Linked DNA regions of Mus musculus: region 2 is linked to region 1. The links are chromatin loops, found by intact Hi-C in ENCODE. Cell type or tissue: heart. All regions are shown on one strand. Links, peaks and the distances in the headings refer to the core of each region. The heading gives the core; the rest is flanking DNA.

What was found. A loop is a pair of places that touch in the nucleus more often than their neighbours do. Peaks named below come from ENCODE experiments on the same cell type or tissue, not always from the same donor. Only the 100,000 strongest peaks of a DNase experiment are listed, where the experiment ranks them.
Region 2: it touches region 1 in a loop (1.9-fold over the local background); 1 of 42 quality-filtered maps calls a loop at or near these places.

Annotation. Positions count from the first base shown.
Region 1 is chr1:155,046,559-155,050,947 of GRCm38, reverse strand. All of the region lies in intron 2 of Gm41980 (a long non-coding RNA gene), which reads left to right. Gm41979 (a long non-coding RNA gene) reads left to right here and starts at 3,081. Exons shown (of 3, transcript XR_878637.3): 1 at 3,081-3,379. In heart, for the core only: a CTCF peak has its summit at 1,822 (motif pointing left); DNase peaks (open chromatin) are centred at 547 and 1,797; H3K27ac peaks cover 1,693 bases.
Region 2 is chr1:155,414,489-155,418,877 of GRCm38, reverse strand. Xpr1 (xenotropic and polytropic retrovirus receptor 1) reads left to right here and starts at 1,434. Exons shown (of 15, transcript NM_011273.2): 1 at 1,434-1,712. The coding sequence starts at 1,644. In heart, for the core only: a CTCF peak has its summit at 1,875; a DNase peak (open chromatin) is centred at 1,357; H3K4me3 peaks cover 1,555 bases; H3K27ac peaks cover 1,305 bases.

The DNA.
Region 1 (4,389 bases), core at 101-4,100:
GGGGAGGGCACTTAGGACTCAGCTGGAGCAGCAGCGGCCAGGAGGAAGTTCTCACTAAGGCAAGATGGTCTCCTTTTGCTCTGTTCTCGAGCGTCTAGTTCAGCTGTGGAGATATTTTCACTCTTTAGCGAAGACAGTGGTCCATATCTGCCGACCCCTAGGTGACATCCAATTTGGACCAACTTGTGGCTGTGAAGTGGTCACAATTGAAGGTTTCAGTTTGTCTCAGCCTTAGCCTGCTCTTACACGTATTCTCCTAGCCTCGGCTTCATCTGGCTTAGCCCTTTCCCGTTTCTTGCATCCCAGCCTTGTCCCTGTGAGCCAGCTCCTGGTTCACAAGGAGGAAAGAAAGATTTCTGCCTCTCCCCAGGACCCTTGGTTGGTCAGCTGGGGTTGCTGGTGGGGTTGCTGAACAAGGCAGGCAGCCCCACATGGCGTGGTTGTGGGCAAGAAGCTGATCTGCACTGTGTGGGGGTGGGGACTGACGAGAACAGGCCCACAGTCCTGCCCCCCCCCCCTGCCTTCTGGCTGGAGGAAGTGAGTCCAGCCTGGGGCCTCAGCAGCTGAATCAGTGGTTCTTGGAAGGTGATGATGTCACCGTGACATGGCTGTTCCCCTCCCCCAGTCAAAGTCAAAAGGAGAGTGAGCGACACAAGTTTCTCAGGCAGAGGCCTGAAGCTCTTAGGGAAGTCTGTGTTCACAGTCTGTGCTGGTCCCTTGATGCTACCTTGGTAGCCATTGTCATCCTTGGACTTCCGCTCTTCTCACCCTTGTCCTTTTCATCATCCTGTGTGCTGGAATTCTGGGAAAATATTGATGATATTTTCTTTTCTTTTTTGGGGGAGTGGGGGGGAGGGGACGGGCGTGTCTAATGTTTTCCAGATTGGCATGGACTAGCTGAGAAATTGAGGATGACTTTTTATTTTATTTTATTTTTATTTCATGTTTTGCCTGCTTTTATGTTTCTGAGGGTGTTGGGTCCCCTGGAACTGTGAGCTGCCCTGTGGGTGCTGGGAAGTGAACTCAGGTCCTCTGGAAAAGCAGCCAGTGCTCTTAACTACTGAGCCATCTCTCCAGTTCCCTGTGGATGACAGTTTCTAATCCTCCTGCCTCTACTGGAGTGCTAGGGTTTATGGACGTGACCACATGCTGGGGAGAGAACTCTTGGGTGGTACATGCTCAGCAAGCAGTTACCAACAGATCTACACTGGCAGCCCATCTTGATGATTTTAACCGTTTCCTGTCTTTGTTCTCCCATATGAATAGATGCACAAATCATAGAATATCATCTTGTCTGGCCAGGTGTGGTGGACTTTTTGGGATACAGAACTATCATGTCCTCTTAAAGACAGCATGTGAAAATGTATGCCTCATTTCCAGTTTCACATCTTTGCCTTTAAAAAAAAATTAATCACTTCTTACTGTTAGGGGCCGTGTCTCACTGGGCTGAGTGGGGAAATGCTAAGCTGCCATCTTTCCCCTGTCAAGGGCTCCCCCATTACCTCACTACCTCATGGTTGGGAACGTGGTGAGAGACTGGAGATGGATAATTTTCTCTTCTTAGGTGTCAGCTGCTGTAATGAAAGCCAACAGCATTCTACTGTGAGGCTCTGGGGGAACCCAGCTGGGCTGGCTAGGCCAGGGATTCCCTAAAAACAAAACAAAAACAACACCCAGTCTTCCTGGAGACCTTGTGTTAGACTCACTTGGGATAAAACGGGGCCTTTTGTCAGTTGGCTTCTGCTTCTCCAGACCAACCTTGATGGTACAGGGAGCCCTGGCAATGCCTTACACTGCCCGATGCTGCCCCCTGCAGGTGCATTGCCGACAGGGTCCCGCTGTCTCCCTTGGCCAAATGGTGGCTCTTCATCACCTGAAGTTGTCAGAGCAGTTAATAGAGCATGAACAGGAAGAAAATTAGGCTTTTCTGAGTGAACTAGGACACTGAGATAAATAGCGGAGGCATTGAGGATGATGGATGGATGTTCAAGCTTCAAATAATTTGACGTAGCAGGGATAACAGAAGGTGAGGACCAAAGTTTAGATCAAGGATCAGGGCAACTCAAGGCATGGCTGGTTTGAACTCCTGTTCAGTGCACGATGGAGAGGGTCCTAGACAATTGCGCAAGGTCATGAAGCTGGCAGATGATGGACATGGATGTGAACTCTGAGACTCTTCAGTGCTATTGTCACACTTGTGACATTTGGTGTTCGCACAGCTCCTAGCTAAGAGGTTGTCTTACTTTTATTTCTGTTGCGGGGACAAAGTGCTCTGACAGAAAGCAACTTAGGGGTGAAAGGGTTTCTTTCAAGTTCACAATTCTAGGTTCCAGTCCAGCATAGCAGGGAAGTCAAGGCAATAAGGAGCTTAGTAAGATAGCAAGTCACATCATCTCCACACTCAGGCATGCTTGCAACGCTGTTCATTTTCTCTACTTAGATACAGTCCAGGACTCAAACCTACGGAATGGTTCCACCCACAGTGGGCTGGGTCTTCTACATTTTACAACAATCAACACAGTTCCCTGCAGACAGTCCCACAAACTCTCTTACCAGGTTCCTAGATTGTGTTAAGTTGACAATTAAACTGACCAGAGGTCAAGATGCCTTGCAGGGAAGTCCCTTTATGGACTAGGTACTTGGGAATGAAGGTGAACTTTCAATAGGTAAATGAATGAAGAGATTTTTAGCTGTGGCCTCTGTAATGTAGTTTGAGGGATGCTGGGAAAATCTTTCCAACTTTCTCATCGTCTTGGCCTGAAGTGACACTATAGGAGAGACATTCTTTTGAGTAGGGTCGACTAAGTGGAGAGACTGATATTCAATCGTTATGCTTTTGTAATAACCTCTGTCTAAAAGGCCCTTCTAAAGGCCAGCATTTAACTGGCCATGGGAGCCCACCCAGTCTATGGCTGATGTGGTATCTATGTCTCCCCCATACACTTCTTCCTTTAGTCTCATGGGGTCCTCTTCAGCTTGCTCCTGGTTCTGGGTCTTCACTATAATCAAACCTCAGGTCAGTGGCAAAGTCAACATTTTAGCTGCAAAATCAGAAATGAGTATTTTCTCCTAAAATCCTCCTGGACCTTGCTTTAAAAAAAAGTGAAGATTCTTTAGAATTTGTCTCGCTTTATGTCCACCTGTCTGTCCATCCCCAACTCTCCCTAGCCTCTTCCCTGTATCTTCCTCCATCAACCTCTTCCTTCCAACAATTCAACCTTATGTAGGATTTGTTTGCTTTGTTACCCAGCAGGCATTTCCACATCCCCCTGCTTCCTTACTCACAACCCCCTAGGACAGGCCCACTACCTCTTTAGTGGACAATTCATCCTTCTCAACGAAGCCCCCGTTACTCCTACCGGCAACCTCCAAGACACGGGTAAGCGTTATAGCTTGGTGTTCCCTCCCCCGCTACGCTTGGAGGTCTATGTACGAATGAATGGGTAAACAAAATCAGCTGATGAGTGCCTTCTCCAGTGTCAAGGGGGTGTTGCTCTTGAAATACATATGAACCAAACCGGGCCTGTGTTTTCAAGTGTTGCTATGCATCAAATGTGTGATGTGCGCACAGGTGGGATATGCCAGCTCTGCTAAGAGATACATCTTGAACTGATATGAGCAGACGAGTTTCAGAACACTGTCATGGAGACAAATGAGTGCTCAGGCAGCAGGGTACCACTTAGGCTTTGACAGACATTGCAGAGAATGGGCTCACACGCACCTTTCTTGTTAAAAACAAAACAAAACAAAAACCAAAACCAAACCTTCCAACCTAATGGGAAGAGTGCTTCAAGATAGATCAGAACCTTAATCCCCAATGAACAACAACAACAACAACAAACCCTTCATGTTTGAAACAGGATGTAGTGGGCCAAGAACAAATTCTTTTTTTTTTTTTTTTTTTTAATGTGTGAGTATACTGTTGAGCTTTTCAGACACACCAGAAGAGGTCATCAGATCCCATTACAGATGGTTGGGAGCCACCATGTGGTTGCTGGGAATTGAATTCAGGACCTCTGGAAGAGCAGTCAGTGCTCGTAACCACTGAGCCATCTCTCCAGCCCCCAAGAACATAAATTCTTTTTTTTTTTTTTTTGAGTTTTTCTGGACAGGGTTTCTCTGTGTAGCCCTGGCTGTCCTGGAACTCACTCTGTAGACCAGGCTGGCCTCAAACTCAGAAATCCACCTGCCTCTGCCTCCCAAGTTCTGGGATTACAGGTGTACCACTGCCTGGCGAACATAAATTCTTAAAGATAGACCTAAAGGTAAGGGGAGGCTGAGGTTGCCGGCTAGATCCCTGGCAATGTGTTTAAAGTGAGTGTTTTGTATAGATCCACAACTTGTGATTTGGTTTAAACATTTTCAACTCTCATGGCTTTTTCAAATCCG
Region 2 (4,389 bases), core at 229-4,228, 370 kb before region 1:
GAGCCACCATGTGGATGCCGGGATTTGAACTCAGGACCTTCGGAAGAGCAGTCAGTGCTCTTAACCACTGAGACATCTTTCCAGGCCCCACTTATGATTTTTAACTAAGAATATATGTGTGAGTCTGTGTGTGGGTACTTGTATGTGAGTGCAGGTAGGTGTCCTTGGGTGCCACAAACATCCCCAGAGTTGGAGTTAGAGGTGGTTATGAGCTGCTTGCTGCTTGACATGGATTCTGGGAATGAAACTTAGGTCGCTCTTCGGAGCCATCTCTCCAGCCCCCTGACGATTCTTTCACCAGAGGCTGAGGCTTCTGTTCAAACATTTGCCAGAAAGATGTGCTTTTTCTGAGCAAGCCTCATACCCTCTCTTTCTCTTGAAGAAACATTCATAAAACCTTATTAGAAAGGGGAATTTAGAGGAAGGGAAGGAGGAAAAACATATGGCGTTTTGAAGTATGTGTGTGTGTGTGTGTGTGTGTGTGTGTGTTGGGAAGTCAACAGGGATCTATATTGTCACAGGTACAATACTTCCTTAGCAAACCTTTGAGTCTCATCAAAGTTGTAAGAGTTAAAGAGGATAAAGTTACATGTAAGGAGTTTAGAACAGTGCTTGGTACAGGGACAAGAATAGACACACTTAAAAAGAGAGTCAGCTACTATGTTATCCAGGGCTCCACCATCCAAGGTGAGACCTGGGCTTTTCCCTCAGATAAGTCCTTCAGGGCAGTCACTCTCACATGGAATATGGTACTTTGCTGCCTCTGTGGTATCTTTCCAGAGGTCAGCCTGGATACAGGACTGTCACACAGGGACTGGGTGAGGAGAGGATTCTCTTTCTTCTCAGCATTGTTTTCCCTCTCAAGTTTGCCCCCCACTCCCAGTCAGCTGTATCACAAAGTGTCAATCCTGGTTTGTATCTAGATGTTTTGGCCTTTCTGGTAGCACTAGGACTAATTAGACAATTACATTGAGATACAGAAGCAGCACAAACTTTCTGGCACTGACATTTTAAATTGAAAGCAAGCATTTATTGAGCATCTACAGCATGCAAATACAGTTCCCTTAAATACAATTGGCTCTTAACTGTTTCAACTACTCAATTTGGACCACTGCTGATTTATCTTTAAGGGTTTTATGAAGAATCAATATTAAAATGGAAATAATATTTGCACAGTTCTCTGCAAATATCAGCGTCTTGTGTGGATTATTGTTGCTCCAGTACCAATATTAATTGCAGTAGCAACATTGTTGTTTTTCCCAGGCAGAGTGTAGAAAGCAGCTGTAGGCAGACTGGAGGCAGGCGGAAGAGGTCAGGGGAGGTGCCTTCCCACGTCCGGCCCAAAGGGGCGGAGCAAGAAGGAAAGCCCCTGAGGCCACGCCCCACCCCGCCCCCTCCGTCGGAGCGGCGTAGGCGGTTACCATGGCGATGACGTCTAGAGGGCGGGGCGGGGCGGGGCTATGGAGAGGAGGAGGAAGATGGCGGGAGGGCGGCTCTGAGGAGACCTCGGCGGCGGCGGAGGAGGAGAGAAGCGCAGCTTCGCGCAGCGCCGGGGCCCATGTGGGGAGGAGTCGGAGTCGCTGTTGCCGCCGCCGCCGCCTGTAGCTGCCAGAGCCGGGTGGGAGTGAGGGGGACGCGGCAGGATGAAGTTCGCCGAGCACCTCTCCGCGCACATCACTCCCGAGTGGAGGAAGCAGTACATCCAGTATGAGGTACCTGGGGCTGCTGTGGTTGGGGCGGGCTCGGAGGGGCTGTCATCTCCCTAGCTGCGACCTCCGCCGCTGCCTTGAGCTCCCCGGCCCGGGCGGACTTTGACCCACCGCCGCGGGGAGCCACTGCGGCATCCCCGGCGCTGCTGGCCCCCGGCGGCCAGGCCGTCCTTCCCCTCCCCCGCAGCCCTCTGCCGCCGGGGTAACGGATATGCAGGCGGCGGCGAGAGGAAGGGCACTGCCGGGCTGGGGCTGGGGAATGGTGGTGGGAGGCCAAGCCGCAGGTGCGACGGCGGCCCGGGGTCGCGGCGGTTCGGCGCCACCCCCTCCCCACTCACCCTGACCTCCGGTCCCCACCGCCAGAGATCACCCCCTCTGCCAAGGTTAGGTGCTTCTCGCTGCTCACCTCTCGCCAGAGAATCGAGCTCTTGCAAGATAAACCCCTCCAGCGATTGCCTTCAGTCCACCCAGCCCCGTCGGCTTACCTCCACTTGCTCACTGTTGACAAAGGCTTTGTAACAGGATTGAAACTTGGTGAAATGTGTATCGCCTAATGCAGTGGTTATAGTTTTCAAAAGCATTGAGCCAATAGTTCTGTTTTGATAAGGAGACGGTTGTCTCTGTCTTTGTACTGACTGCACGAACTATACAGAATAATCACATCTTTGGCTTTTCACTCTTCTCTGGTTTTGGAATGGAGGGAAGAGAAAGGAGGGAAGAGAATTATTTAAAATTTCAGGTTTTCTGCTAAGTTTTTGGTAGGGAGAAAAATCACTGTATTGTGAATACAGTACCTTACTTGTGTATTGCACGAGACATGTTCCTCCTTTCAGTTTCTTCCTCTTGCAAGGCTTTTGGAGGGTTTTTAAATACATGTTTTAAGGAACCTTGCATCAATATTGGGAAAAGTAAAGACAGTGCAAACCACTCATATACTTAAAAGGTAGGATACCTGAAAGGCATTTATTTATTTATTTATTTATTTATTTATTTATTTATTTATTTATTTATTTATTTATTTGAAGCTTGCAATAGGTTATTCTCAGAAGCTAGTAGTTCAGCTCCTGGAGAGAGAAAAGACAGCGGGTCTGTAACCTCCAGGAATTCACATCTATGGTATGAGCAGGAACAAAGAGTATAAAATCAATAGGAACATGCACACACATACTAGCTAGGTTTTATGGATTAAAATATTTTGGATTTCCTTTTTAACTTTTATATGAATTTAGTGATAGGATGTTTAGGCAACAGCAGTCAGTCATTTATTCATATAGCCTGTGTAATAATTGAAGACCAGGGAAAGGGATAGTTAGGTTAAATAGAATCTTGAAGATTGTAAAATAAGTTTGTTTGTAATATATTGTATTTAATGGCAGAAACGAATGGCTCATTACTAATACTCTCTTGTCAGTTTCCTTGTAACCTTCCTCTGCCGCATTCTGGAAGAAAAGGTCCTAACAGTTCAGGCTGTGGAGTTGTTGATTTATTGTTTGTAATAACATTCAGTCAGTTTTAAAGCCTTGGCTAGAATCCAGATGGTGGGTTCCACTGAAAGAAGGGCACTGGGTTTTCATCTTCCTCCTACCACTTTGAGCACCGCTGCCAGCTCTTCCCAGAGGTTAGTGCTGTAGCATGCTGGAGAGCTTATTACTGTACAGTATGGGGTGCTTGCTTTTGGTCAGAGGAACCGGACTTGGATATATCCCTGTGATATATATCTAAGTATTTTAACTTTGACTATTTTATAGAATTAATGTGGACTATCTTGGACTAGAAGGGGAAGCCTGATATAGTTTAAAAATTCGATTAACCCTTGATTTGTAATGTCAGCTTTGTGGCTGGAGTATCCACGGTGACTCGAGACTCCTCAATGTACACAGTCTATTTGGTTACTATTATTTCTAAATGGTTACTCTAGATTGGTCACAGTGGGACAGAATTCCTGTGCTTCTGAGTGACTGCATTATCTTTCTCAGACCAATTATAAATGACTTTTTGAAAAATTCATTTATTGTAGATAATTGAAATTTGATTCTACAGAGATTCCCCTACTATGTAGCTCCTACCTCAGTAATTTCATCGTTCCATAGGCAAGATGAAAAATAAGGGGCCTTTTTTCTTTGTAAGTTGGAAGCATTAAAGACATTTGCATGGGATTGCAGTCTTTGTGTTGTGTATTATTTCAAAGACTTGGTGCTATTCCTTTAAAAATAGCATAAAGGTATGAGTAAGAATTTTTAAGATCTGGAAATGTTAGAATGTTAGCTACTTTAAAACATCAGGGAAGAGACCCTGTTTCCTTCCTCCACCCCCCCCAAAAAAAAACAGGGATAAAAGGTATCTATATTTAAAAGTTAGCTTTTGCTAGGGGAAAAGACCTTCACTTAATTTTTTGTAATATGTATTTTTACATAGTTGAAAATGATGCTCTCTAAAACAGTTATCAGAACAGACTTGGATTTTTCAAGCCTTGGTGATGAAATTTTGATGTATTACCCTTAGTTCAAGCCTAGGTTGCCTTCTAGTGCCCTGAGCCAGCATGCACTGGTCAGCTTCTTTGTTTACGTCCGTTTATTAAATATTACTTGAATCAGGAGGAGCTTCAGATAGGAACTGATTATTTTGTTTATATCTATAATTCTATGCACCATTTAATTATATGTAATAGTATGGATGCTTG